5 separate regions of the Homo sapiens genome follow, and regions 1, 2, 3 and 5 are each linked to region 4. The links are chromatin loops, found by intact Hi-C in ENCODE. Cell type or tissue: sigmoid colon. All regions are shown on one strand. Each heading gives the region's core, and the rest is flanking DNA. Links, peaks and the distances in the headings are about the cores only.

Region 1 (5,942 bases), core at 655-5,654, 240 kb after region 4:
ATGGCTTGCAACATATTATCAAGGTAAATGCAATAAAATTGCTGGGCTAGTGTTTACTTTATGAGGCATTGTTTTATAAAATAAAACCAAATGTGTATATGCTTATCTTCATCTCTCATAGAGTAAATAATACACAGTTTATGTGTGTTACTAGCAACTGGCTGATTTTGTTATTCTCCATTTGTTATCACCAGATCTCTCACCACAGAAGAATGGGAATGGGAGGGTGAATGTGTGCCTGAGTCTAGATGGGTAACGGTCAGAAACATTTGAGAAATGTGCCTTCCATCATTGGACAGCTGATCTTCCTGTTTTACAGTGACCTCCTGCCCCCTTAGTGAGGTGTCTGCTGGAGCCATCTCCCCATCCCATCCACCATTCCAGAGCCAGATCTGTTTGCAGATCTCAACCTCATGATTCCTGTGAGCTGAATGAATGAGCCCCGTGTCCAGGGACCACCCACAGTGTTACAAGCCAAGCCATAAAAATAGTCATAAATGTAGCTAGAATTTATCTAGCACCTTTCTTCCTAAGAATTTCCAGAAATGCTTTCACTTTTTTATCTCACTTAACCTTACTGACCTCTACCTGGGGTCTCCAGGAGTTGGTGGAATTTGTACCTTTAAAAAGTCCTCCCCTTCCCCCTTCCCCCTTCCACTCCATTTGAGAGCCATTTAGGACAGGACAGGCTCCCTACCAGCGACAGCCTGGTACCCACCCTAGTCAGGACCAAACTATGCATTCCCCAAGAGAAATACAAGGAAAAATCCAGAGTGTGAATGCAAAAAAAAGAAGAAATGAAAGAAAGAAAATAAGAAGAAATTCTGTCTTGCAAGCAGGCTCTTTTGGAAGAAAAATGTACACACACACACAAAAAAAATCCCTGGGCATTAAGAATGCCTAATTGTCTTAATTTACTTGCTGTTCTTTTAAACTATGCTAGTTCTGGCCCTGACGCCACTTCTTGATGTCCCGCCTAGACTCTGCATCAAATGTAGCTCACAAACAGGGGGCTTGTATTTTAAAGTGAAGTTTTGAAAAATTAACTGTTCTCCTTTTGCCCTTTCAACTCCCAGATGGAAAATCCCACCCTGATTAGCCAATTGATTTACTCAAAATAAAAACACCACCTTCCACTCTTCTCACCCGCTGTTCTTCTTCCCTCGAGGTTTTCTAACCAGGTGAAGGAGGCCCTTTGCTCCCCAGAAGTTGAAGTCCTTTGGGATGCTTGGGACTGAATCGGGAGAACAAACTGGGCTTCCTGCTAGTAACTGGATCTGTGTCGCTATCTTCCCTCTCTTCCCAAGAGCCATAGCTTTTGTCTGGCAGACACGACTGCTCCGGTGAGCTCCACTGAGCTCCACTGAGCATGCGCAGGTGTGCAGGTGGCTGGTGGCACCCTCAGACCTGAGTGGAACGCCCGATTTGCACCAGCATGTAAGGAGGTAGTTGGGACTGTGAAGGCTGCATATTTGGTGGTGGAGAAGTACTGTGGTCTCCAGTTTTTAGGTGTCCTTCCTATTGATGTCTAGCTTAGGAGGCGTAATGTTCTGGGTTTCACGAGGACCTAGAATCACTGCTCTGACTTAAGGACAACAGGAAGCAAACACAATAGAAATGAACCCTTAGTTTTGGAGGGTGGTGAGGAGAGCCCCGGGAAGGGTCAGAAAACCTGCTCCTTCTCATTGTCTGCTCTCTGTGGACTTGCTCTGTGACCCTTCCTAGTCCTTCCAGATGGTCTGTAATATCTCATATTAGTTTATCTCATCTGGATTTATCTGATCCAACTCCAAGCCCTGAAGGTATTCCCAACCCCAGTTCCATCCTCCAAAGACTGCTTGTCCCAGAAACAGCAGGACAGAAGTCCTCCCCAAGCAGAGAGGGCAAGGGGAACAAAGACCCCGGAAACTCCTTATCTCTTGTACGTTCTCCCCATGTTTCTCCCTACATCCCCCCACTTAATTTTCTTGACAAAACAGCCATTGTGTTTGTTTTAAAAAGTATATACATGCATGCACACATACATATATATGACATGTAACGTTATAATGATGTTTGTTTAAAAAATGATACATATATATATGTAATGTTATATGGATTTTTGGTTTGTTCTGTAAACATCATCATGCACAATTAATACCCACAGCCCAGGGAGTTGTATGAGTGCATCACTGTGTGGTTTCGTGATTTATAAGACATGCGAGCTGATGGCTGTCAGCTGGGAGACGCAGTGACCTGCAGAGAGTACTGGAGCCCTCTTTGCTTCAGCAAAAATGAGAAGTGGGCCATGCCCAGTGCTCACGGCTATAATCCCAGCACTTTGGGAGACCGGGACAGGAAGATGACTTGAGGCCAGGAGTTTGAGACCAGACTGGGCAACTCCCAGATAGGGAGACCCCTGTCTCTACCTAATATATATATTTTGATTAGCTGGGTGTGGTGGTGTGCATGCTTGTAGTCTCAGCTACCTGGGATGCTGAGGTAGGAGGATCGCTTGAGCCCAGGAGTTCAAGGCTGCAGTGAGCTATGATTGCACCGCTGCACTCCAGCCTGGGCAACAGAGCAAGACCCTGTGTCTCCAAAAGAAAGAGAGAGAGAGTGAGAGAGAGAGAGAGAGAGAGGGAGAGAGAGAGAGACATACAATTATCCAATTTGTGCCAAGATAGACTGAGGTGGGTGAGCTTCCCAGAATGAAAATTGAAGGGGGCACCCACTCTCAGCTGCAGCCCTGCATGTGCTGGTCCCTGAGTGCAAAGTCTCTTTGCAATTTGCTCTCCGGGCACCCCATTGCCTCTCTCTAGTCTGTGCCCTGCCCAGAGAGCAGCTCCACACTCTTTCCTCAGTTTGCATGGTGCTCCGTCTGTGGACTCTTGTCTCTCTTCCCCTCACTCTGCTTCTTCAGAGCCCTTGCCTCCACTATTAATATGCACTTCTTTGTGCCTTTATGTGTCTAATGCTTCCATCTTTCCACCGAACTGTGAGTCCCACAAAGCCTGGATCAGGCCTGTTCTGTTCTATACAAATTCACCCCTGTGCTTAGCGTGGAACTTGGCCCCATGCAGACGCTCACAAAATGAATGAATAAGTGATCCTGAGAGAAGAGGAGAAAAGGAGCCGGCTGGCAGGGAGTTCATGGGGGCAGAGCCCAGGTCTAGCAGCTCTGGAGATGTGGGGAGAGGCTGCCTCCCACAGGAGCTCTGGTGTAACCTTACACAAGAAGGGCCAGGATGGGCCACGTCCCGGAACTGTGATAGCAAAGTCAAGACTATGCAAGGACAGGATGGAGAAGATAGGTCACCCCACAGGCTGCTGGGTGGCTCAGGAAACTCAGCACCCCTGGATGGGACCCTGATTCCTTTACCCTTTCCCATGCACACAGCTAGCCTCACTTTTCAGAGCTCAAGACTCTTCCCCAACCCACAAGTCTTTGTAGGTTGGCCAGCCCTTCGGGGAGATGCCCTGCTCTTCAGTGTGGCCCGTCCAGTGTTTAGATGGCCTGCCACACCGGACCCACAAATCAGCCTGCACACCTCTCCCTAACTTGTCTGTATTATGTTCATTTGCTGGGAGGTGATAAATATTAGAATAAAATAAACTAAAGATGGCTGGTGAGGGCTCTGTTAGCTATCTTTATGGTCTCCACTGCAGCTGTATGACAGCTTAGCTTGGGAGCAAGCGGTCTCTTTTCACCAAGTAACTTTAGCCTTGGGAAAGATGAACATCAGCTAACTCCAGAGCTATGATGGTCGGTACCAGTCAGTAAATCAGTCAGATTTTAATTACTGGATGGATGACAGGGTGCAGTGACAGGTTGCAGTCCACAGGAGAGTCTTCCTTCAAAGCCACTTTAAAACCAGAGAGTGCTTCAAGAGGAAAAACCAGATGCAGAGATCAGAGGCCCAGCTCAAGAGGAGGGTGGGTTCCCCTTCCCATCACTTTAACCACTTCCTGCTTGCATGTGGACAGAGAGAGGGGAGCCGGCAGCTGGCCTGGTACAGGGAAATTTCCTTCCTTCCCCCACCTCTTATCTCAAATTTCCCCCTTGCCCTCCTTTTCTTTCAGCCCTGTGATTTTTAATGGGTTCCTACAGCTCTTTGCCTCCGCGGCTGTTTCGTGCCAAGAAAGCCGCGGCAGATTTGTAAAGTGGCAAACCCTGCTAATTAGTTAGATGAAGTTGCCTTTCTGACAGTGGCCCTGGCATCGGAGAAGGTGACATACCTTAGAGTGACTGCACCGGGGAGGCCTCTCCATTGTTCTTCTCATGCTCTTCCCACCCCCCTTATTACCGATGCCCTGATAATCACTCTTCCTCGAAAATCCCACCCCAAAGCTGCTCCCTGCAGGCCTGGCTCCTGGCAGAAAGTCTCCTGCCTGGTAAGGAGCCCCCCACAGACCCTAAGACCTTCTCTAGGAATGCTCTGCCCCCAGCACCAGAGAAGGGAGCTAGGGCAAGGAATTTAGGATACATGCATGCAAGATTTCACCTTGTGTGAGTGGAGCCCGGGGGACGGGACGGGGTGATGGGAATGACTTGCAGTGACTTTGGGGACATTGGGATGTGCTGTTTCAGGATGTCCTTTTGTACTGCCAAATGGGTCTTGGCATCCTGTGGACTGCAAACGACGTGAAGACCAAGACCCTTTCCTGGTGAAAGTGACGGAAATCATCCCTCCTGTAGAAACTGTACCCCAGCCAGGGCAAGGTGATGCTCTATCTCCTCTTCTGCTCCGTTATGGCCCCTGAGAGGTGGCAAGGCCCGTAGAGATCACCTACTATGACTTCCTTACTTTGCCAACAAGAAAATGGGTCCTGGAGAGGGACGCGGACTATCCTGAAGTCACCCAACTGGGTGAGAGAGAGTGATGGGTTTCCTGCTTCCCATCCCACTCAGTCTTGTCCAGTTCTGTATTAATCAGCCATCTGCAATATGGCTCAATTGCAACCCACATCCTCATTGAGGGCTGAGGGTTGTTTGTTACAAAGCTCACAGCAAACGGGCATTTCTCACTGGGCCTGTGGGTCGGATACGGCAACTTTGCTCCAGGCTGCAAGTCAGATTCAGGTCTGCTCCTTTACCTCTCATTCCAAGGCTCAGGCTGAAGGGAACGTGACCACCTTGGGCATGTTCCTTTCCTGGCAGACTGCAGGAGTGATAGAGTGACAGCCAAGTCCCCCAGACACAGGCAAAGCCTGTGGTTCCCTCATGTCCCCCCAACATCCATTGACCAAAGCAGCCACATGCCTAAGTCCAAAGACAAAGAGCCACCTACTCTACTGGGAGAGATGGCAAAGGCACACACCTCACGAAAGCTATGGGTGTAAAATCCCATTACAAGGGCGGGAGAAAGGCTAAGAAACAATAATCCAGTCCATTCCCTACTGCAACCCAGTGAGCTTTCCAGACGGCAAATTGGATGAAATTGCTTCCTTCTCTCCCAGAAACGATAAGCAGTTCCTTATTACTGCCAGGAGAATCTCTAAACTCCTTAGTAGGAAAGCCCGTCACATGGTCCCCACCTTGCCTACCCATAGCCTGAATATCTCCTAGATCATATCTGGTCGATCTTAGAAACTCCCCTAACCAGCCCTCTCTTGACCAACTCAGAGGTAGCCAGAGCCACCATTCCTTCTAGAAGATGCCCTGGATGATGAGGCCCATAGTGTCCTGAGTGCTCAAGGTTGGGGTAGGAGGGGGGGTGCACTGGGTGAGCTGAATATTTCCCAGGAATCAGATGAGTTTATTCCCAAACCTGCTTTAGTTGTAATTGTCATTATGCAATTTAATAAATTGTGCACATTGATCAAATAAGAGGTGAAAAATTAGATTTTTTTTTCCCTATGAAAACTAAGTTGAAGGCTTTGGAAAGACTCCAGAGAGACCGGAGTACTGATAAAAGTTCCTACAAGGGAAGCTATAGTAGTATAGTAGAGTATATGTCTGA
Region 2 (5,942 bases), core at 500-5,499, 690 kb before region 4:
TTTGGTTTTACTGGAAATCTGTATTCAAAAGCTCTGGTTTTTGTTCATTGTGTCTAAAGAGACATAAAAATTAATTTAGCATTTGAGACCCCAGTGAGGACAGAGCCTGTCTCATAACAAGCTCAAAAGGATCCCCATTCTGACCACACAAGAAGATTTTGAGTGAGTTTTGAGGGGATACACAGGATAAGGGAACAAAAAGCCCCTCTGGCTTAGGAGGTTAGGGTGGGAGAAGGGTAGATTCCTTAAATATGCCTACAATGCAGCATTTCTTAGAACAAGGAACTGGAAAAAGGACATTACCAGAATGCCTAGGATGAATGAAATGATTCTTAGTTGAAGCTCTTGGAGGAAGGGCATTTTATTTTTTTTCTCATTGTTGAGACTAAAGGCTTGTTCCTATAAAGGTGTCAGAATAGAGGGTGACAAGTGCATCTCCAAGGGCTACAAACTCAGGTGACTGCCCAGGCCAGGCAGGATATATGCGTGGGTGAGCACAGCAAGGCTGGGTGCTCCTTTGCCCACTCTTGTCTGTGCCTGGCTGAACCCTACCAGAAGAGCAGGAAGGGTAGTAACCAAGGGAGAAAGAACAGGCACAGTTAGTGCATCCTTGGAGGCTCACATATATACACATCTCTGCCCTACACATTCTCTGCTACCTCCTCCCCCAAAGCTTTTGCTGCTTAACTATGCCCAAGTTCCCCCGTTCTGTGAGAGCTAAGAATTAACCTTGAGTTGATGTCCTTTTGGGCATCTGTGTTTTCTTGCCGTGTGTTGCCAGAAATTGATGTATATTTGACTCCCCACGTGTCCTACCCCAGTGTACATTGACCAGATTGTAACATCTTTGACGGGGAGGCTGTTTGCCTGCTCCTCCCTGCCATTGTAGCCAGGACTGGGCAATACAGGGAGTATCCACGTATCTTTCTTTGTGGGTGGGCTGGTGAGGTCAATGAATCTCAGAGGTCTTGCAGGCCTAGGGTTCTCATTGCAAAGGCCATCCAAGACAAACAGGTAATTTGTTTTAAGCGTATTGCCCGGAATTCGAAGCAAACGCTGGATCCAAATAGTCTAAAAGGTGGCTGGAGCTTCAGGCTTTCCAAACCCATCTGTAGAGTTATATGATTTACTGAAATACAAGAATGTTCTGCTTTTAGTGCTCAGAGCTCCCAATACCCAGTTATTTGTTTTACACATTTTCCCCATTAGAAATTGAAACATAGCAATTAGAAGCCAACCCAGATTGTTCCGCATTTAGGGGGTTTCACATGTCTACTTGATAATTTTGTATCTGTAGCAGCTTGGGCATAGCAGCCTTAAAGAGCCTTGTTTGGATTGTTGGAATAATGTTTTCCAGTTTAAAGTAACTGCTAGAATGGTAAAAAAAAAAAAAAAGAAGAATAAATGCGTGGCAAAACTCAAGTCTATTAGCCTTGCCGTTCACACCTGTAGTTTCTCTCCATCCAGGTGTGGGGTTAACTCAAGCACCTCGGGTGTATTTGCAGGGATTCTTTAGGAAAAAAGAAAAAAAAAAGAGAGAGAAAAACCCAAGATGCCTAATCAGAAATTACCTTACTGGTAGTAAAACCCAAATTCATGAGAATGTATAAAAATAGATTTCTTTTAAATGCCAGGGAAGAGATTTGGAAGCGTTTTGGCAGATTCGGATGCACGGACCGACCTGCGCCAGGTTCTTCTAACGTTAATAAATATTCATTTTGTTTTTTTGGGGGGGAGTCCAAGTACTAAGCAGAGGGTCCTTGTTGTAGAAGTGAGATCTAGTTCTGCAGCGAGAAATTCGAATTCTTAAATACCAGGTATTCTTTTCTAAAACTGTAACTCTTTCCTCGCAATTCAAACGGTGCAGGGGGACAGCTGCTCCTGGAGATGGATTCAGCCACGGCCTTTTCTTCTCTCGTGCAGCTAAGCCAAGCCAGGTATGAAAACGGTGCTCCCTTCCCCTTCTCAGACATCTTGTTTTTCTTTCTTGGACACACAGAGAAAGCTCCATTAAATATTGATAGTGTTTTGATACATTAAAATCGAGAACAAGTCAGAAATCTTATATACAATATACACAGATGTCATTTTTTTCTGGTTTCGCCATTTTTGACCAAAAGCGTCAATATTTTACAGGAATTTCTTTTCCCTTCAAAGCCTGCAAGAAGTCCACTTCTCACAGAATGCATGTCCAGTTGGTACTGAAACGGTTCCCCCCAACATGTCTGTGGAGATCGCGTTATTAATATTATTTGAAAAATCTACTTACCACTTGTGTTCAATTTAGCAAATTTGGAGCTTGAAAAAAACCCTCAAAATAATTTTCCTTCATCTGGCGGAGAGTAACATTGTTCATAATAAGTAAAAATAAATGTTTTGCCATTCTAAAAATAATTTAAATAAACTAGAATATATATTTCAAACAATATAGTTCATTTAAATTTATTTGAAAGACAAAAAAGGTAAAGAGAGAGAGAGAGAAAGAGAGAGGGAGAGATGGAGAGAGAGACCTCAGTTGCAGCTGTTCCAAAGAGTTCGGGTACAAATGTTCTTTCATTCCTTTGCATGATTTTGATAAAATTAGGTCAAAGAAATGTTCATTTGAAAACAGTGCTTTGTCATATTATCTACAACACATGTCTAGCAAATTTATGAATCCAGCATTCATCTGCGTGAAGTTTCAAATCCTAATGAATGGTTTAGACAGCATTGTCATCAATTTTCCGCAGGTGCAGCTGAGGCAATCAGTCAATTCAATCAAAAGCCTCCGTCAACTTGCGTGGCGCTGTCATTTTTTACATTCGGATTGCTGAAATTAACAAAAACGATCCTCCCTGAATGCCGTTACACTCCTCCCGCCTTTGGGTGGCGCTTTTGAGCAACGCTTTGCCGCTCGCCGTGCTGCAGGATCTCGCAGCATTTTTTTTTAACTTTATACTAACATAATATTTCTTTTGTGATATTATGGAGATAAAATTGCACTGTGTGTTTTAACACACATTACAACAACCTCTTAAGGCAAAAAAGTAAATTCATGCAAATGAGTTATAGAAAGTGAAAAAGATTTCTTGTTCGGTGCGGTGCGCGGTGGGACCCGGCGCTGGGAAACACTCCAATTGCCAGGTTCTGAACTTCCTCGTCCCTTCTCCTGTCAGGCTGTGCAATAGAGTGCAATGCGGGCTCTCAACTTTGGAACTGTTGCTTTAAGATTTAAGAACCAGGCCACCTGGTTGCCTTTATCTTGTGTTTCCTCTGGGTTTACCTTCCACTGCCTTCCAACAGTCTCTGGAAATCTCCGGAGTGGGCTTTACTGGTATCGGGAGAGGCACGTTTTATTGCAACCTGGGTGATGAGAATTCTCTTCCTATCACTGCAAGCTATTGAGCTCCTTCTCCTCAAACGGTTAACAGCAGCTTCAAACCCTGCCACTTACCTTAAAAGAGTTAAAGATCCTAAGAAAGAAAAGCTTTGGCTTTTTAACTCATTGAAAAATAAACTTGTTTCCAAAACTCTGTAGTCTAAGAAGGATTTCAGCAGTGCCAGTGAGGTAAAGAGAAAACTGCAAGAGACACTCTGCATATGGCAAAGATGAACACTCTGTCTTCTGTCTCCCAGGAACACTACCAGGTTCCTTCTAAATCTTTAGAATATATGGACAGACAGAAAGCACTTAGTATCAGTTTCTCCATGATGAATAGAGTTAACCTTTGTAGTTCGCCAAAAGTCAGTAAGTTTTTCTTTCCCATTTGTTTCAGTCCAACGATGAGTAGAAATGCAGGTAGGACCAGATAAACTCACATTGTCTTGGCCTTTTTGCTTAATGACAGCAGCCGACTGCTTACAGCAGCTGGCAAAAGAGAAGTGATAATATTAACTTATTTAAATAATCAGGTTACATGTAGTGACAGACGCACTCAAATTTATTAAAGTCGCTTGAAAAATATTTAGATGCTTTTCCTTTGCAGACATCATGAATGGTCAATTGCCCCAACATTTCTGAGGCCGTGTTAAAAAATACACTTGGTTTCTAGAAGAATGCAAATTCCAAGGAATATAATAAAAATGTTCTTTTAAACAACTAGCTATGTCACTTTGCAAATAGCTTTGATGTAGCATTCCTGCCTGCATAAAGTTGAAGCTACATCTGTGTCAGCCATACCTGAGTTTATGATACCTTCCCTGAGAGAGCAATTAGGGGCTGGTGAGGGCTGGAGTTCTAGCTAATATTTGAAACTACATGTGCGTCTGCAAGCTAAAGGGGAAAAAAGGGCTGTGATCATCTGTGAATAGAGAAAAGAATTCTAACAGCTCCTACCTTTTAGACACTTGATAAAAAATGCGGTTGGGGGGTGCCTGGAGAGTCTCAAGGGAGTGGCTTTTCCGCTGAGAAATGAAGACTGCCACATAGCCGCCAGCCGGGCTTGCTGTAGGAAGCTTACAATTCAGCTCTCTTCGGTGGAGTTTGAAGTTAAATGGTCCTGTCTGCTTCTTCTCTTGTTTGTGTCACTTGTTAAAGATCCCTTGAAATGCACCATTACAGTTTCTTCTTAGTTGATTACAACAGAACTAAACTAGTCATCTTGCATTTCAGCTATCCCTAATTTCTTATAAGGGCCCAAGGAATAGATCTTTTCTTTTTTTTTAATTGCCCAAATATAAAAACATTTGACTTGCTATTACTCTTAATGTAACTGTAGATCTTGTAATAAAAGGTGAAGTGAAATTGAGTGTCCATAAATCAAGCAAATGAATGCACAGAAAAGAACTAACGATACATATAGTCAAAAATACGTGTAGCCTTAAAGGAGATGCTTGGCATTGTGTGTGTGTTTTAATATTATGCTTTTCATTAGGCTGGACTCTGTTTTACAGGGAAGACAAATATTTCCATATTTGAATTTTTCTTTCTCTCTTCCAATCCAAAAGAGAATTTCTTTTGTTGTTGTTGTTGTTAGTTTCTTTCTAAAAGGGAAAGAAATTAACATTGCTTCCCCCCCCATGAATATATGTGGTGAAAAGCTTGCAGGGTGTTTTGATGAAGCATGCAAAATGTTTTATTAATCAGAGTAATAGAGTAGAAATGAAGGCAGTACGTCTTTAAAAGTGCCTGGGTGTCCAGGTACGCGGGGAAATCCGTAAAACCGTTGACCAAGCACAATGTACGTAGACAAATGTCTTCTCATTGCGTGATGCGTGAAGGCCATGATAGATGGCTTCTAACAACAAAGCGTGACCACAGAGACAAAATTAGTGTTGTTTTAATTACCAGTGTCTGTAATGTTATCTATCCATAACTGCCTGAAATAGACCGTCACAGAGGGTCAGAAGGCGACCTGAGCTCATACTTCCACACATAGCTTCCTTATCGGTTCTGGAGTCGTAACAGCAGTGTGCTTAAAAAAAAAAAAAAAAAAGAAAAAGAAGAAAAGAAAAAGTTTAATATTTCACTTGAAACATTTACTTATAACAAAAAAAATTGTTTCTTGTTTAAGGGAAGTGCCTTTATCTTTTTCTTTCAAAGCAGATCTTATTAAATGCTATTTGGAGGTCAGAGTAATGGGCAGAAAATGGGACTGGCCTTGACATTCTTCAATGAAAGTTTACATTCTCGGAGCGGTGTTTTTTGTCAGTCACAAATAGCATTATGACACTAATAGGAAAGAAGGTTCTTTATTTTTGAAACCTCCTTGAGCTGAGACGGGCTGTTCTTCAGACATTTGTAAGTGTGTATATTGTGAAGATGAAGTATCCCTTACTTTCTGAGCTTGCGGGAGATGAAAGATAGGCCAGTTTTTGAAAATGGCCTGCGTGGCACATGCTATAAATGAGCAGGGAAAGCAATCGAGCTAATAGATTACAGTAATTATCCAATCTTTGGCTAGTTTGTATTGGCAAACTATAAATACAGTACACATTAGAACAAGGTGCTTACAGAATGTACA
Region 3 (5,942 bases), core at 352-5,351, 87 kb after region 4:
CAAGCCATATGTTTAGGGTTCCAGTCCGGGATGCAAAGGGCTGGTAGGTAATTCTCTGTGCATCTCGAATAATGTCTGGCCTCAGTTTGCTAAAGGGGGAATGAGCCCTAGTATGACCTTCTCAAATTCCTCAAGGAGTGGCACCCCTGATTCAAGGACTTCAATTTACAATAGGGAGAATCCTGATGAGAAACCAAGGTATGGGATTTTCTTTTCTTTTCTTTTCTTTTCTTTTTCTTTCTTTCTTTCTTTTTTTTTTTTTTTTTTTTTTTGAGACAGAGTTTTGTTCTTATTGCCCAGGCTGGAGTGCAATGGCGCAACTTTGGCTCACTGCAACCTCCGCCTCCCAGGTTCAAGTGATTCTCCTGCCTCAGCCTCCTGAGTAGCTGGGATTACAGGCATGGACCACCATGCCCGGCTAATTTTCATATTTTTAGTAGAGACGGGGTTTCACCATGTTGGCCAGGCTGATCTCGAACTCCTGACCTCAGGTAATCCACCTCCCTCAGCCTCCCAACGTGCTAGGATTACAGGCATGATCCACTGCACCCAGCCGGCTATGGGATTTTTGTGACCCACTGGGAGCAGGTTCTCCTAATGGGGCAGGCAGTGTCTCCTCCTCCTTGGGCCAGAAGTGTACAGGGTGGGCCATGCTGACCTTGAGAACCTCCTGGCCACTCTCTCCACAAGGTATAGCTGGGGACCCCTACCCCACAGTCAGAGTGGGCCTCTCTGCCCAAAAACTGCTGGTCCTTTTGATCATGACTTCCTATACCCTGTTATGGCTGCAGACCAGAATTTACTAGAAAGAGGAACCTTCGTTGACTGGCCCTGTCTCTGGCACCTGAACTGCGCAATGAATATTTTACCTGGCACAGGTTGCAAAATGTGACCCATGGATGGAATATGACCTGCCGATTTGTTTGGCTTGAGCCACACGGCTTAAAAAAAAAAAAAAAGAAAAACCCACAAAACTTGAATTCATTGCCAAACTTTGAAGATTGGGAGATTTCATACAACAGTGAGATTTCTGGCATCTCCGGATGCCACATTCCTGCATGACAGCAGGTGGCTGGAACCGGGCAGCAGCCGCCCATTTTAGACAGGACATCCGCTCTCTGGCTGGCCCTGGGCCCTGCTCCTCCCTATCTGTCTTGTAGGCTGGGCTCTCCCACAGGCGGGACTGAGGTGAGGATTTGAGGGCAGGTAGTTCATTTGACAAGGGAGCCTGGAACGTTCAGATAGGAGGGAGGAGGAGGCAGATGGGGAAAAAAAGGAAGCTAATTCCCAATGCATTAAGGAGCAAGCTGCCACTGTAGGCCACTGGTACTTGGTCCCCAGGAACCTCTGCAGGTTTGTGCAGGAAACTCTCATCTTTGAGTGGCCCCACCCCAGGATAAGGCAGCTGATGGTCCACCACCTCCTGCCTGTCACTGGCTGAGGGTGGCTTCCCTGTGCACAGGTGGAATATGTCCCCACAATCATAGGGCTTGCAGGAGGAAGGTTTTGGCCAGATGCAGACCGGGAAGATGAAGGAATGTGAGGCCATTTGGATACCCCTGCCTCCTGCTACATTTAAACCATTCATGCTCCCATCTCCCCACTGCACTCCTATTGGCACCTATTCTACATGGGGTCTTTGGTCGGGTGGGAGAGCTCCCAGCAAGGAGGAGTGACTTGCCCAAGGTCACACACTTCATGTCAGTGGCAGAGCCAAGGCTGGAGCTATGGGCCTCCCCCTCCTCCCCCACTGTTTCTGCTACCCCGTACAACTCATTCCATGGAGACTAGAGCTCTGGTGCCTCACTCATCCGTTTTATTTTATTTAGTTATTTAATTATTTACTTATTTATGTGGTTATTACCCATCTAGTTCCAGAGATAACTTAGGGCCTCTATACAGCTCATTAATTGCCTCATTGCTAGCTAGAAACAGTGGGACTGGCTGAGAGGGGTGGGGATGTGAGGAGTGGGGGGGACCCACAGGATCTGTGAGACATGGAAACCTGGAAGCCTGCTGCAGGGCACACTGTCCCCCCTCTCTTGGCCCCGCACAAAATGACATCATGCAGGAAGTGGCCCCATGCAGGAAGTCCCTCCCCCAATAAGTCCCCCACTTGCCACAGGGCACGTCTTGCCCTGACCAGCAGGACGGGGGCACTCCAGCTGGGGAGAAGGCAGCTTTCCTTCATGCCTTCGCAGCTCCTCGTGCTCGCTGCTGGGGGGCAGCCGTGGGCAGCGGGTGGCGAGGTTATGAATGCCAAGAGGAGAGGGGCTGCTGTCACATCTCCATGCAGCTTTGCAAAGCTTCATAGGATTCTCATCCAGTGCCCACACTCCCCACCCCCTGCCATTTCTTTGTCCTTCCTCCATGAAAATGACCTGTCCTAAAATTAGTGCCAGAATCCACATGGATTCTAATATAATCAAGGTGGGTTCAACGGCCTTGAGAATTTGGAGGAGAGTTTCCTGTCCCTGTCCTCCGGGACCTCCAAGTCCTGGCTCAGAGGCTGCAATTCTGAGCCAGCCATCTTCAGACCCCGGCAGGGCAGAGACCCACACCACCCTTCACGATGCTGTCTGCCCTGGTCATTTCTGCTCACCCAAGATGTCCGTGCCAGCACTGCCATCAATTAGTCCTGAGGAATGGACAAAGGGGGTTACAGGAAATTAATTTCATCTGGGTTTTCTCTCCTGAGGTCCTGCCTGGCAGTCAGCGCTCTCAACACCCACATGTCCGCAGCCCAACTGTTGCGTCCATCAGCTCTTGTCCGAGTTAACTATTCATTTTATGTATTTTAATTTGGGCAGAACATTTATTTGGCTTAAATTTCCTTTTCAGGGGTTGGAATGTGCCTTCCACTCACAGGCAGAGATGATCTGCTCGAATTTCGTCAGAAGGAGTTTAGTTTACAAAGATAGCAACTGAGCTATTAAAACCAACAACCCCTTTTAAAGCAAACAGACCATTAAAATATAGGAACAGTTTATGGCATAAATAAAATTGAGGATATAGATTATTTAAAGATAAGATTTTCAAGAAACAGGGATAAAAAAACATTTAAATAATTTCTCCACGGTATATATTTTTTTTACAAAGTGAACTTCAAAATGCAAATGCAAATTTTTTAAAAAAAAGCACAGAAAGACATTAAAAACCTATCTTACTAGTAAAGACATATGAAAACGACTTGACTTTTTCTTCTTGATCTGTGTATGATTTTTAAGAGGTGGAGTGGGAGGGGGGAGCTCTTCGAATTCATAAATGGTAGCATTTACCCAGCTCGTGAAATCACATTGTGGAAAAAGAAGCAAGACATTTGCTTCTAGATCATTCTTTGCAGCTGACTGACAGATACAACAATTTTGTCCATTAGTCCGAGCCATTGTCTTCCCTCAGCACTGAAGTACTGTACCGCGGAGGTAGATTTCCACTGCTATGCATATTTTAAGGGTTATTTGGCAACACGGGTAAAGCTAAAAGTAGCCTCTTAATCTAATTAATTGACATTTCTGAATCTTGCTTTCACAACAACACATGGTTTCATGTTCTGGGTTTTAGCACTTGTCAAGCTTTTTTGGAGAATGTTTTGGTCAGAATGACAAGATAATTTGTGACTGAGGCTCCAAGCTAGAGAAGTGTTTAAGGCTATAATGATTTATTATCATCACAGAATAACAAAATTTACAAAGTGTTTCATCAGAATTTTTGAAATAAGTTTGCCACCATAGGAGAATCATTGGGGTGGAGGGGGCTGGGCTCGCAGACAGGGAGGGTTCCGACTTCATATACAAACTCAGCCGTGACTGATGGCTTAACATCTCTCTATGAAATTTATCTCTGCACGTGCCTTGAGAGAGAAACCACAGAGTACTTTTGGAGGACAAGAGGTGATAGAACAAGAACACAGAGAAAATTCAGACCTCTCCCCCGGTTTCTGTAAGCAGGAAACCCGAGTCCCAGCTCCACTTGTAACGTATATGTGGCTGCAGTCAACGATGAATTTCTACATTTTGGCAACGGTCAGAGTGAAAGTAGTCGCACTATCTATAGAAACTTTGAGATGGAGAACACTTGGAGTATGCTACTGAAAATGCAAGAAACACATTTTTGAAAGGATGAAATAATATCACTGAGTGACAGTAAATTAACATGCTGACATTTGCAGACTTTCAGAGCATTGCCATAAAAAGAAGTAATACAACATGACTAATTTGGACTTCTTTATTCCTTCCTTGGGAGAGACAGCCCTGTCCCTCCAAGGCCACCCCTCGGGCTTTGCCTATCGGTGCTTCTTCCTCTTTTGCAGGAAACACTGGAAATTTAACATTCCCCTAAGCTCAGGCATTGCCTCTCAGAGACTCTGGAGAATGTGATTTTTGACTTCTGAGTTCTGAAGATGCTCCTTTGAATATCAGAGCAGTGTTCAGTGGCTGGCAGAGGGCACACAGACCCAGCCTGCAGTTCTTGGCTTCTTAATGTCCACAGATGTTCTGCCTACAGGGCGCCAGGGGTGGGAGAGCCCTTGGGCACCCTGAGCACCCATTGTACTGATGGGGAGATTGAAGCACAGGAGGATATAAGTTTCCAGGTTGCTTCTCTTACTCTTGAGCCAAGAGTGCAGCCTGAAAGGTCCTCTAGGAGAATGCAGGCATCCTTCCCTGGCCACCACGCCCCGCATTCAAAATTGGCCTTCTATTTAATATTATAGGAGCCGGCACAGTGCTTGGCACACAGAAGGTGCTGAGAAAACTTGGGCTAAATTCATAATTTTAAAAATGCATGTGGTGAATGGATTCTCACAACCTTTGAGTTCAAGCTCAGTGCCTTCCTAAGTGCTAACACAGCCTGCCTCTCCTTTTCCCTGGTACTTGGGTTTCAGGAAGAGGAGGCCATTCTCTAACTGGGACAAAATGTTCTTTTGTTCCCAGAGCTGTGCTTCCCAAGTGAGCGCCACACCCTTCCTGTCCAATAAACAAATTGACTGCACTCTGCCAGCCTAGCCCTGTGCCTGGCACATAGTAGATGCTCAACAAAGGTGCGTTTTCTCTCACTAAGGAGCTTCATATTTTTCCTGGAAAAAGACTACCTGGAAATGAGTACATGTTTTAAAAAGCTGCTGCCCTGGGAAGCCCAGAGAATAGCCTGTCAGCCAGAGTTCCTCAGTGCATGCCAGGAGGACAGAGCCCAGAGATCAGGTGGATGCCAAGGCTGAGCTCCCAGCTTCTGCACAGCCCCAGGTCTCAGATTCTGAACCCAGACCTGACCACTGAAGAGGAGGGGCGGTAATTTGCCAAAGTACACTTTATGTAGTATCACCGGACTGGCTGTACTTAGTTAGGCAGGGCACCACGGACAAGAGATGACCAGACATAGACGAGGATGGTGAATCTGACAGAGACCTGGGCGGGGGGACTGGGCAGGACAGAGCAAGAGGGGAACTCAGGATGCAGAGGGGAGTAGAAGTTGCTGGCTGGGTCTCAGAATTAGCCAAAATCACAACAGCAAAGGGATGCAGACCCCAGGTCCTGAGCTGGGCCCTGGAGATGGCTCAGGGCTGAGGCTGAGCCTGCAGGAGGCCCATGTCTGCCCTCTGAACAATTAACCTGGACAATCAGCACAGGGCAGAGCAGAAGGAAGTATGAAAGATGCACATCATAGAAGTTGTTCTAGTGATGAAAAGTCAAGTTGGAAGCGTTCCTCTCTCCCGCGCAACTGGGCCCACATCTGTCCCATCAGTGATATTTTGGTCCCACAAGAGACCTGGGATCTTGGGCTTTCTCTAAGGATTTTCCTAGTGACTGAGACAAAATCCTTGGCCTGGGCTGGAGATGTGATGATTTGAGGGTTCTTAGAGGGTGGGCACGTGATGGATCACAAAAGAACCACCATTCTCTCCTCTTCCCTAAATGCAGCTCCTTCAGCAAACAGTGACAGCTGCC
Region 4 (5,942 bases), core at 656-5,655:
TAGGGGGAGGACAGGGAAGGCCCTTTGGTCTGGCTGGATTGATCAGGGAGGTATGCGCATATGTTTGCCCTCTGGACATTTGGGGAGGGGTTATGGGGGAGTTGAAGGCAAGAGGCAAAATCAGGTAGAACAAACAACTACAGCCAAGAGCGGCACTCTCGGGGAATGGGCACACGGAACTCCGCGCAAACCTCTGGCTTCTCAAACCTACAGCCCTGCCCTTTCTCCCTTTGTAAACAAAATGTGAATTACAGACTTACTGCCATCCAGACACTATTTCTCCCTAAATCTGGCCCTTAGTTCTCACTGGGATCCACGTTTTCCTCCGCTCTCCAGCTCCTCTCCATCAGGCCATGTCACACACAGCAGCCAGGCGGGGCCAAAAAGTTTTAGCGCGAGACCTCCTGGCTAAAACCTGGCCAGCGACCTCGACAACACATCCTAGGCCCAGGTGAAGGGGGTTTAAGCCCTTGCATCCAGGTAGCTTCCGGTTCTGCAGTGTGCTTGGTGCGGATTTGGGAAGTCTCCCTTCCTTCTCTCCTAGCCACACCCAGCCCACACAAGGGCAGAGAAAACCTGGTGGAAAATAATGACTCGGGCGACACTGCCCCTCTTCCTTCAATTCCATCCCTACAATGGTCTGCAAAACTATTCATGTTTGGGGGTCCAGATATTAAGTGGGGGTGGGTACATGTGGCTGAAAGAACACAGATTAGGCCTTCAGGCTGTGCCAAGCCAGGCCGGGGGCCTTTTTGCGTGTCCCGACATGGCAGTATGGTTGCTGCGTGCACTCCGCATAGCCCGTGTTGTGCGTGGCGGGCTGTCGCTGCAATGTGCAGCCCATTGACACTGATGGATGCGCCAATGGTTGGACGGACAGATGTTAGGGCGGATCGCACAGCGCTCGGCGCCTGAGCGGGGGAGGGCCAGGCAGCGACCCAGCGGCGGCGGCCGGCTACGCGGAGACCCGAGTTCAGGCCGCGGCCCGCAGTGGGAGGGGGCCGAAGGAACAGAGGTTTGCAAGAACAGCGAGGGGATGGAAAGGAGGAGAAAAGCGCGACCAGGGAGAACTACACGCTTCCGTGTGCGGCGCCCCGCGCTGTGCACACGCCGCACCGGGCGCGCCTAAGTGGGAGCTTCGAAGGTGAGCTGGGAGCCGGCGGGAGCTGACCCCGTGCGGCGCAACCCGCCTCCAGGCGACAGGAGCTCAGCGCGGCCACCAGAATGGTGAGGCCGCCGGCGGTGTCGGCCAACTCACCGTTTCCTCGCTTGCAAGAAGCGTTTCACGCTCCACGGCCGCGTCTCCCCGGCCTGGAGGAGTAGCGGTTCTGGCCTCTGCGGCCGCGGGCACCCAACGCGCACGGCGCCTCAGCCCCCGAGTCCGCCAGCCCGAGAGCCCCGCCGCAGCCCGCCTCGGACTCCCTGCCCCGCCTGGGGTCCGTACCCCACAACTCCGAGCGCTCCTGCGCGCGGAAAGGCGCTGGAGGCGGCTTTATAGCCGGGGAGGCCAGCGGCGGCGCATCTGCATCCTGGGAGACGTCTGGACCCAGCCCAAGCCCGCAGGCTGGGCGAGCGGAGACTTTTGATCTTACCGTGTGGGTGAGATCACTGTCTCCCGGTCTAAAAGAAAAGAAAGCATGCTGTGAACTTTTGAAACAAACTTGCAAAAACAGTCGTAGAGAAAAAATAAAAAGGACACAGGGCAGAAAAAGAGGGAGAAAGAGACTAAAAAAAGAAAAAGATAAGGGGAGGGGGAAGGAAGGAAGGAGAGAAGGAGGAAGAAGTCTGGGGTTTGCTGCTCCAGGAGCGCTCAGGCAGCCGGTGCTGGAGCGCGGGGCGCCCGCCCTCGCCGGGACTGTCGGCCTCGGGGCCTGCGAGAGCGCCAGAGCCCCAGCCGGCGCGCCCGGGCGCAGGGCCGCCTCGGGGATAGTGGGCCCGGAGGCCGCCCCCGCGCTCCAGCAGCCGCCGCCCGGCAGCGCCCGGAGCCGGCCCCGGCGCGGCCGCCCCATTCCCGGCCTGAGAGCTGGCCCAGGGAGACGCAATCGAGCCCGCAGCGCATCGATGCGCCGCCGCCCGCGCCGCTCGGGCTCCGGCTCCCGCTCAGCCGCCGCCGCCCGGGGGTCGCCCGCATGAGCTCCGGCCCACCCGCGCCCTCACCGCCGCCCGTAAGTGAGCCCGCGTCGCCCCGCCGCCCACGCCGCCCAGCCAGCTCCTTCTTGCCGCGGCCAGTCGGCCGGGCCGGCCCGGAGCCTCAGCGACCCCGATCACCAATCAATAATCAATCCCTCTAGTCCAGCAGCCCCGGCAGGCCGGGCGCGGGACACGGCGCGGCGGCCCCCTAGGCTCTCGGGGGGAGCCCCTGGCGGGGGATGGGCAGGGGAGCCCGGTTTCCTTCTCCCGCCCCCGTCCCGCCCTAGGATCGGCCCGCGCCGTGGATGGGGGGCGCGGCCCGGCTCCCGGGGGCGAGGGGCGGGGTGGAGGGACCCTGATCATCCCAAAGTCAGGAGAGGAAACTTGAAGGAACCCCCTCCCACACCGACCCCCGGGACGGGCCCAGGAAAGTTTGTCCGGGGAAAAAAAATTGGGGGAAGTGGCTACGGCGGGTCCTGGGGGAGGAGCTGGGTGGCGCGGGGTCTGAGGGCTGCCCCCACCCGCCCCGGCCCGCGCCCGCCTCCTCCCTGGAGGGGGCCTGCCCGTGGGCTCTGGCTTCCCCGGGGGACGCCAGCCCCGGCCCGGGGACCACGCTGGGGGCTCCGGAGTCGGCGGGTGGAGAGGAGTGCGAGCCGGGTGGGGCAGCTGGGGGGTGGCTGGGGACGAACGCTGGGTGGGAATAGGGGTGGGGGGTAACGAGCGCCCCGGGACGGGCTCGGCGGGGCTGGCGCCGCGCCCCCGCGTGTGCGCACGGGGCGGAGGCGGAGGGGCGGCACCCCTTTCGCTGGCGGGGCGGGGGTCCCACGCGGGCCTGGGGCCGGGGGCGGGGGCGCGGCGCCCCCGCGGGCGGGCGATTGACACGATCATCTCCTTTTCCTTTAAGCTTGCCTGTTGCCGACGCCGCCGCTCCAGCCGCGCCACGGGCAGAAGACTGGACCGCCGAGCCCCGGGCCGCGGCGGCGGCTGCGCGTCCCCCCGGATGCCGTGACCCCCGGCCTAGGGGCGGGGGCCGGGGCAGTACCGGTCCGGGCCGCTCCCGCGCTCCTCCTCCCACCGCTCTGCCCGCCCTCTCCCCGCCCCCCAGCCCCGAACCCCGCGCACCTCGTCTGGGGACGGGGCGGGGGGGGGCAGGGCCGCCGCTCCTCCCCGCCCCCTCCTCCTCTGGCCTCTGGAGCGATTTGTCAAACTTCCCATTCCGCCGGCAGCGCGGTCCTCCTCCTCCTCCTCCACCTCCTCCTCCTCTGCCTCCTCCTCCCCCCCGTGCTCCTCCCTCCCCGAGCCTCCCTCGCCCGCCCTCCTTCTTCCCTCCGCACGTTCGGGGTTCGCGGCGGAGCGCGGCGCGGGGGGGACGCGGAGAGCCTGGGCGCAGCAGCATCCTGCGGGCGGCCGCTCTCCGGGGGGGAGGCTGAGAGCAGGCCCGCCTCGCCCCCCCGCGGGCCCGCCGCCCCCTCCCTCCCTGTCCTCAGCCCGGCAGCGGCGGCGGCGGCGGCAGTGGCAGTCGCCGGAGAAGCATCATGCCGAGGAGGAAGCAGCAGGCGCCCCGGCGCGCAGCAGGTACGAGCCGCTTCCCCTTCCTTCTGCTCTCCTCCTCCTCTTCCTCCGCTCGCCCCGCGCCTCCAGCGGGCGCGACCCCGCTCCTCGCCCCGCTCTTCTGCCCGCACTGAGTAACTCCGGGCGCCGCTCTCCTGTTTGGGTGCGTGCGCCCGCCTCGGGTACCGGGCGCCCCCCGGACGCCCCGCCGCGCTCTGCCCTCTTCCCTCTCGCACCCATTTGGGGAGCCGCTCGCGGAGCGCGCTGAGCCGCGCCAGGTCCCTACCTCCTCAGCTCTCCGGCTGCAGAGGGAATGGGAAGCAACCCCGGCCTGGCTCTTTCTGTGGGTGGCGGGCGGGGTCACCTGAGTTCCCCGGGACATCTTCCGCGTCCTCCGAGCGGCCGACCGCCGGGGGACTGCCTGGTGTCCGCCGAGCCAGGGAGCGCGAACGAGTGAGCGAGCCGGTCCCCTCGGCCACCTTAGTACTAACACGATTGATTCCTCATTTCTTGGGCCCAAACTGGGCACAGCGGTGGAACCCGGAGCGCACAGGGTCTGGGTATTGTCAGATGACTGTCAAGTCCATGTTAGATGCTGGCGTTTCCTTCTCCCCTGTTTGTGTTTCCTCGCCCCCACCCCCTCCTTGTACTGCTGCTCCCACCCTCATCTCCGCATAGCACTTAGTTCTGGGACGTGTCTGAGTACTTTTTTGTTCCTCCTTTTTTTTTTTTTTTCTTCTTCTTTAACCGGGAGTGTCAACTCCTGTTAAGACTGAGCCGATTTTTTTCTTTTCTTTTCTGGAAAACGCATCATTGAAAACAAAACAAAAACCACACACATAACATTATTTTGCAATAATGTCGGTTGGGGGCATGTTGCCTGGAAGAAGGGTTTCTGGCCCGTTGCCATCCTTGATTTGATGACTGATTGATCGCCCGTCATGCTGCTGCCTTTGATCTATTCATTCCCAATAAACATCAATAAATCACTTGCAATAGTGAGGCCAAGCTCTGTGACGTCAGGAGGGCCCTGTCAGTGCAACTTTGGGATTTGGGGCGGATTGCCGAGAGGACCACATATGGACGTGATGTATTTTGATATGAGTAACACTCAGATGTGCAGAGGTTCAGATGCTCCCTGAAGGGGAGGGTTAAGTGGGGCTTCCTTTCTTTTCTTTTCTCTTCCTTTCTTTTACTTCTCTTTTGATGTTAAGAGGGAAGGGCAGAGAGTAGGGTCAGGGCATTGGCTGGTGCCCATCTTGGAGGAAGGCGTTGTAGCCATGGTGCCCTGAGTGCCCATAATTTCCATCATGCCAGCCGGCACTGCCAGGGGACCTCACACGTTGGCTGCACTCTGCACTCCAGACCCCTTACACGGGGTCACAGAGAAGGAATGATAATTCTCTCTTCTCCCAGAAATGTACTTGCCTGCCAGTGTCTTCAGAAAATCTCAGAAGAAAACAGGGTTGGTTTGGGGCTTAGGATGCAGGTTTTGCTCTCTGTCCTCGGTGTTGCCCAAATTTAGAAAGTTTGAAAATTCCAGGAGTGATTGTAGGGAGCTTGCCGCCTCCCTAGTTAACCTCCTGGAGCTTGCTTCTTGCCCGTCCCACCTTCTACTTTAAATTCCAGGCTCAAGCAATGAGCTTATCTACCCAAAATAAACTCTGAAACTTTGGAGGAATCCTTCACAAAGTTGAGTAGTAGGAATGTCTTGGGCTTCTTCCAGTCTTTGAAATTTTTTTTTTCTTTCCTTTTTGGATACACATTTTAAGGTATGTGTGTGCCTCCATCCAATGAACCATATGTGATTACATCTTTACATTTGGTTCAGAACTCTCTCTCTAGTTCATCTCTTCGGTTGCACCCTGCCAATCTGAGACTCGTATTTGATAGCTTCCTCCAGAAAAATATCAGAGGAGGAGGGAACCTGCTGTTGGCTTTATTTATTTATTTATTTATTTATTTTTAGAGCAACCTGTTCACTAACCTTTTCACACTTTTTTTTTTTTTTTAAAGAAAGCCAGCCAGGAAATCTCAGGTCAGTTAAGAAAAATTCATTATATAAAAAACTTGACTGCAGGACTAATAGGAGATGGAAGAATGGTTTTGCTCTATCAAAATGACCCGTCAAAACGACTTTGTTTCATATTTGATTTAATTGTCTCTCTCCTGACAGGCACATTCATCAATAGCTTAATGGTCAATCAGAAGCTGGCAGCATGAGTGCTTTATTTCTTTCCCATACTCGGGTTTTGGATTTA
Region 5 (5,942 bases), core at 527-5,526, 620 kb before region 4:
GAGTGTTGCTGAAAGGATACGTGAATCTGTGGCTTTTGAGAGGAAATGCTCCCAATGAGTAGCTGACTTTGCTAAAGGAGGTGACGTCCTGATCTTGACCTTGACCTTGAGGCAGTGCCGCTATTGTCAATGGGGCTGCAAGGTTGTGCTCTGGGCTGCCTACCTAAGTCACACCAACTTGCAAAAAGTCCCAGGAATATTTACAGTTGGTCTTTAAACAGCAGTGGATACGAATAAAAGAGCAATATCTCACATCATTAGTCCATAAATATGCAGTTTAGTTTTATTTGTCAAATAAAATAACCTGAGATTGAGCTGCCTAGCTGAAAGACACAGACATACATACGCCTGTCTCCTTGCCCTGCCGCCTCTCCCTGATTTTTGCAGCCCTGCAGGAACGTTTTTTCCCCAAGTTGTCCTACTCTCTCCCTTTCCTGGGGAGAATCATTCAGGCACGTTTGCCTCCCTCTTCCTCCAGGCGAAGCCAACTGAATGCCTAGGCTGTCATCGAGGCCATCGGCTCCAGCCCTCTGGGAAAGGAAGAGCTGAAATCCCCTCCCTTGCTTCCCTTATTTAAGGGAGGCTCATTTTGATTTTATAAAAGGCTTGGAGTCTGTGCAGGCTGGAAGCTGGCTCTGCTCGTCGTGGGGGTCTATGCCATGTTCCCCTGCAGGAACAGAGTAGGAGGGCTCTGCCACAGCCCAGCCTGAATTTTCTGTCATCACTGCATCCAGCTGGGTGTGTGTAAACTGGCAGGGGTCCTGGAACGTGAGCAGGAAGGCAGGAGGGATGTATTCCTCCAGGGATACAGAACTTCCCAGTGTAGGGTGAAGACCAGCTCCGTGTGCCCTGTGTTCATCTGGCGACGGGTGGGAGAGGCCTGGGTGCAGATGTGCACCTAGGTTTTGCCCAGTTTAGTGGGCCATGTCTTCTGAGTTAGGTGTTGCAGTGGAACAGGGAGGATGGGCTGGTGGGAGTCAGGGCTCTTGATTAGTAGGCATGGTTGGGTGACACGGCCCTGCCTCTCCACAAAGCTGCCTGCACTTCCTGAATCTCTGAAGCCTTGAAGTTTTATCTATCTTGGGTATAGCTCAGCCAGAGCAGAAGATGACCTAATCTGATTGTTGGTAATTTTTTTTAATTTAATTTTTTTCAGTTTTTAATTTTTGTGGATACATAGTATGTGTATGTATTTATGGGGTACATGAAATATTTTGATACAGGCATGCTATGTGTAATACATCCGGGTAAACATGGTATCTATCCCCTCAAGTATTTATCCTTTGTGTTTCAGACAGTTAGATTATACTCTTAGTTATTTTTAAACAAATAATTATTTTTTACTATTGTCACCCTGTTGTGCTAGCAAATACTAGGTCTTATTTATTTAAGTTGTTGGAATATATATATATATATATATATATATATATATTCGAGATAGGGTCTCACTCTGTCACTCAGGCTGGACTGCATTGGCACAATCTTGGCTCATTGTAGCCTCAACCTCTCAGGCTCAAGTGATCCTCCCATCTCAGCCTCCCGAGTAGCTGGGACTACAGGTGCATGCCACCATGCCTGTCCAAATTTTTTTTTTTGAATTTATGGTAAAGGTGGGGTTTCCCCATGTTGCTCAGGGCTGGTCTCAAACTCCACGTCTCCATGCCCAGCCTGTTGGTAATATTTTAAGCAGAGATATTAAAGACAGTGTATCCTGTCAGCAGACAACACCACCAAGACTCAGTATATTAAGTCTGAACTTGATCTCAGAATGTCTGTCTGTTCTTTTGCAAATAGGACCTTGACTTCCAAATTAATATTTGCCTTGTAAGACTCAGAAACAGCTCCATCGGGGGAGACCGAGGGACGTGATGGTGAATGGAGAGGGTCTTAGGTGAACCAGCAACCCCCTCATGCTCACCCCTCAAAACCCAAAGGCTTTCTGGGTCAGGTGTTGGAGTGAGAATTTTACTTGTGCTTTCCTTTCAGCTTTCACTTCCTCTTGGATCCTTCTAGTGACTATGATAAAATCATCATAGATTTTAGACTGATAAGTTCCCAGCACCCTCGAAAATGCAAAGGCCAGGAACAGAGCAGGGAGGGCTCTGCTATACCCCAGCCTGGATTTCATGTTGTCACTAAGTCCAGATGGGTGTAGGTAAACTGGCAGGAGTCCTGGAATGTGAGCAGGTAGGCAGAAGGGATACATTCGCCCAGGGAAAAGAACTTCCCAGTGTAGGGTGAAGGCTGGCACCATGTTCCCCATTTCCATCTGGCAATGAGTCGGAGAGGCCTTGGGTGCAGATGTACATAATATACTTTAATACATAAATAAGCCATGGTTTTCAGTTAATATGATTGTTTCTTATTGCACCTCTGCATGATAAGTATGTCCGTAGATGCCATGTTTTATTAAACTAACTGGTGTTATATTTTTGAGAAGGAAGTTTGTGATGTAATGAAATTCAAAGTTGTATGTTTCCCATCGCAATATTCTCTCTACAACGTCCTTCAGAGGCATAAGTCTTTTGTGTTACAAACAGAGAGAAGAGATAGCCTGAACTGAGAAATCAGTTTTCTTTTCTTTTCTTTTTTTTTTGAGACGGAGTTTTGCTCTTGTTGGCCAGGCTGGAGTACAATGGTGTGATCTTGGCTCACTGTAACCTCCACCTCCCGGACTCAAGCGATTCTCCTGCCTCAGCCTCCCCAGTAGCTGGGATGACAGGAGCGTGCCAGCGCACCTGGCTAATTTTTTGTATTTTTAGTAGAGACAGGATTTCACCATATTGGCCAGGCTGGTCTCGAACTCCTGACCTCAGATGATCCACCCACCTCAGCCTCCCAAAAGTGCTGGGATTACAGGCATGAGCCACCATGCTTGGCTGAGAAATCAGTCTTCTAAGGGACCTAGAAGAAAAACAAGGAATTAGAATAATTAAAAAGTGGAAAAAAGAACAGGGCTGTACCAAGTCAGGCTTTCCCAATAAGCTAACCATGAGATGTGTAGAAGTGTTAAACATCAACTCTGGGCCAAGTGGTTGGTTTGAACCAGGGAAGTTTTGCAGCAGTGGCTGCCTTGAAGTTTGATAAGAGCAGAATGATTCTGACATGATTTGTAGGGATGGTCTTCTGGACATGGGAGGGGCTGGCTTTCCTATTGCATATCTCCCATGAAATCTTACCCTTTTGGTGTCCTTGGGAGTTTCATCTTTTTAAGTGATGGTCATTTTCTTGGTGCCAAGATACTGTTTTTGTGCTCAAGCACTTGTCAGAAATTGTGACATAAGACAGAAACTTACATGACTCGCCATGAACAAAAAGGAATGTGTCTTGTTAGCAGCACAGGCAGGATACACAGCCCAGACCGGCAGCTTTTATTGCTTTTGCAAAGGAGAAGAAAATATCATCCAGTTCGATGATGCTCTATCTTTGAAGAAATAGGCAAGATTTATCCTGAAGCACCAGAACAGTGGGTTTCTGATGACCCTTTCCTGTTGGCCTCTAGACATGGCTGGTCTCAGGGTGTGCTCATCCTTTTGGGGTGGTGTCCGGGCGGGCTATCTGCATGCAGGTGAAATAAACAGCCCCTAGCACTTTGCTTGGTCACAGGAAACATGCTGGGTGTCAGAGCCACAGCCAAGCGTTGTCCAAGGTACAGACACATCCCCAGTGTAGCCCCACTCAATGAAACCCCTTTCAAGGCCGGGTCTACCCCTGTGAGTTCTTTCCTCTTGGCTTAAACAGGCCTTGTACACATTAAGTGTTCAAGAGATGGGGCTGTCAGTGTCGGTCAGACAGACGGGCTGTACTAACATGATCTGGTGTTCATTTCATCATTTCTCCGTTGACACAACTGAGAACGTTTTTCCTCAAATGCTTAGTTCAGATTTGGCTGTTGCACGGTGGGTTTGCCTGTCATGAAAACAGCTAGATAAAATTTCCATGAAAAGTATTTTAAAAGGCAGATGTGGACAATAAGGAAAAGTGCAGTGAAAGGTTTAAAACGTAGAAACTCTGTGGCCTGGGTTTGTCTTCTTAAGACCCCTTAAACAACCACAGCCCTGTTCCTCTTCCCCCAGTTGACAGAGCGCCATTTCGTGGGTGTGGAGGTAAAAAGACGTCACCAGCCCTGCTGTCCCTCTAGGTCACAGCTCAGGCCTGACATCAGCAGAGAGAACAGAAGGGTCACCTCCCCAGAGAAGGAAGGAGCTTTGCCTTTGAACGATGCATTTAAAACATTTATAAAACATCCTTCAACTTCTTCCAGGAACAAAAGTTTTAAATGAAGGAAAGAGCCTCAGCTATTTCAAGGTCTTGGATTCTTTCCCTTTCTGGCATTTGTGAGCAGCCGTGCAGATTTTTTCCTCCAGAAATGGAGGAAGACTGATTTAGCAAGTTTGCAAAGAGCCCACTTGTGTGAAACACCTTCCCTCCTGCTTTAAGGTGAAACTCCTCTTTCTAGGAGGAAAGCAGATAGAGGTCTAGGTCTGGATTGCGTTGGTCCTAGCATTTGTCACAGCGTTCTACTGAATTAGTGACTCAGTGCAGCAGTCACTTAAAAAAGAGACCCAGTTAAAATAGAGGGGCCAAAATCTTTGCTGCTTTTCCTCGAGATTCTCATGGGGTCCTTGTCAATTTCTATTAAGCTGTGGCAGGTTCAGGAGGAGCACTCAATTAATGGTTTGTTTAGGTGGCTCTCTATTGGTCACATGGAGAACTCCTTGAGAGTGGGACAGGATCTTATTTTAGCATTTCCAGCCAATAGCTAGAGTGCTGGGCAACAAAAGGTGCCCAGTCAATGGTGATTGATTATTTGATCCACATTTAATTGACTGCCTTGCCCCCACTCCTCCACTCACACAATAAGACCACGCAAAGGTGTGATAGGAAATATTTGGATGGTCAAGTTTTAACAGCATGAAGTGTGGTCTCCACGAGAACATCCGTGGATTTTTTATGGTTTCTGAACAAGGTTCCCATGACTGTGCTGCTGTACATGCCTTAATTCAGATTTTGAACTTAAGGACCACCTGCTCAACAAAGTCCTCTCTGTGTCCCGCAAGTTAGACCTGTATTCACAGGACACACAGACCTTAAAGGTGTGACAGTCATGGTGGCATCTGTAGGAAGGAGGCTGGGAGGAAGGGCTGGCAGGAACAGCTGTGCACCTCTAACTGGGGTCATGAGGGCTGGTCTGAAAACAGAGGTGCCGATGGCTGGAGGAAGTGGGTGAGAGCAGCTTGTGTCTTTTGCAGAGGGAAGGAAAGGGACACTTCCTTTTGGAAAGACAACTGGTGTGATACAGGGAGAGGCGAAGTCAACAGAAGAACAATGCCAAAAAACTACTTGATGACTGAATTCCAGGATCACAGCCCCAGCTTTCCATGACAGGGCCAACCAAGGCTGTGGTCTTGTGTGCATCCGTCAATTAAAGCAGGAGGGAAGTTTCAAAGCAAAGTCATTCCAGTAAAAACTTAACAAGCCCTGGGCTGACTTTAAGGATGCATGTGAAATCATGACAAAACAAGGATTTTATTTTGTTTTCCATGGGCTAAATTATTTCAGTTCTTGGTGTATAAGTGTTTTGAGGTAGCATCATTTTTTTCAGCCCAAAGATAAATCCTAGAGTTACAGAGGGCTTCTCTTGAGGAGGGATGCTCAGATCAATCAGGAGAAGCCAGGCAGGAAGGAGAACCCGAGACAAAGGGCCTTGCCTGGAACTCTGCAGCAGGGTTAGGGGGCGTGTGAGCCACCCATTGCATTTCTGTCTGGGGTTTTCATCAAGGTTCCCTTTTCTGTGACAGGTAATGTCATTGCATGTACACAGTTTAAGACAGAGCATCTGGTGATTCTCGGACCTTCAAGCAAGTGTCACATCTCAGGTGAACCTTGGCAGTTTTAAGATGAACAAAGTAATCAAAGCAAAAATGTCAAATAATAATAAT

The links. A loop is a pair of places that touch in the nucleus more often than their neighbours do. Peaks named below come from ENCODE experiments on the same cell type or tissue, not always from the same donor. Only the 100,000 strongest peaks of a DNase experiment are listed, where the experiment ranks them.
Region 1: it touches region 4 in a loop (2.2-fold over the local background); 5 of 110 quality-filtered maps call a loop at or near these places.
Region 2: it touches region 4 in a loop (5-fold over the local background); 4 of 110 quality-filtered maps call a loop at or near these places.
Region 3: a loop joins it to region 4, with 3.0 times the contacts of the local background. A loop is called at or near these places in 3 of 110 quality-filtered maps.
Region 5: a loop joins it to region 4, with 2.6 times the contacts of the local background. A loop is called at or near these places in 2 of 110 quality-filtered maps.

The regions. Positions count from the first base shown.
Region 1 is chr19:31,107,782-31,113,723 of GRCh38, reverse strand. The region is part of intron 1 of LOC124900621 (a long non-coding RNA gene); the gene reads right to left. Among named protein-coding and RNA genes, the nearest start is that of LINC01791, 57 kb to the left of the region's middle. In sigmoid colon, for the core only: a CTCF peak has its summit at 3,180; no DNase peak of the experiment used is centred there.
Region 2 is chr19:32,038,944-32,044,885 of GRCh38, reverse strand. The region is part of intron 2 of LINC01837 (long intergenic non-protein coding RNA 1837); the gene reads left to right. LINC01533 (long intergenic non-protein coding RNA 1533) reads right to left here. Exons shown (of 5, transcript NR_110675.1): 4 at 1-53. Among named protein-coding and RNA genes, the nearest start is that of LINC01533, 16 kb to the right of the region's middle. In sigmoid colon, for the core only: a CTCF peak has its summit at 2,867; no DNase peak of the experiment used is centred there; H3K4me3 peaks cover 662 bases; H3K27me3 peaks cover 1,132 bases.
Region 3 is chr19:31,259,728-31,265,669 of GRCh38, reverse strand. It overlaps a transcript of TSHZ3 not described here. Among named protein-coding and RNA genes, the nearest start is that of TSHZ3-AS1, 59 kb to the left of the region's middle. In sigmoid colon, for the core only: no CTCF peak of the experiment used is centred there; no DNase peak of the experiment used is centred there.
Region 4 is chr19:31,346,943-31,352,884 of GRCh38, reverse strand. It overlaps TSHZ3 (teashirt zinc finger homeobox 3), which reads left to right and starts at 3,449. Exons shown (of 2, transcript NM_020856.4): 1 at 3,449-3,705. The coding sequence starts at 3,666. TSHZ3-AS1 (TSHZ3 antisense RNA 1) reads right to left here. Exons shown (of 3, transcript XR_002958388.2): 1 at 3,968-5,942. RefSeq lists an enhancer at 1-242. In sigmoid colon, for the core only: no CTCF peak of the experiment used is centred there; DNase peaks (open chromatin) are centred at 1,524, 2,604, 3,394, 4,092 and 2 weaker places; H3K4me3 peaks cover 4,635 bases; H3K27ac peaks cover 2,159 bases.
Region 5 is chr19:31,967,493-31,973,434 of GRCh38, reverse strand. It overlaps LINC01837 (long intergenic non-protein coding RNA 1837), which reads left to right. Exons shown (of 16, transcript XR_007067222.1): 4 at 5,802-5,879. Among named protein-coding and RNA genes, the nearest start is that of LINC01533, 55 kb to the left of the region's middle. In sigmoid colon, for the core only: no CTCF peak of the experiment used is centred there; a DNase peak (open chromatin) is centred at 3,364.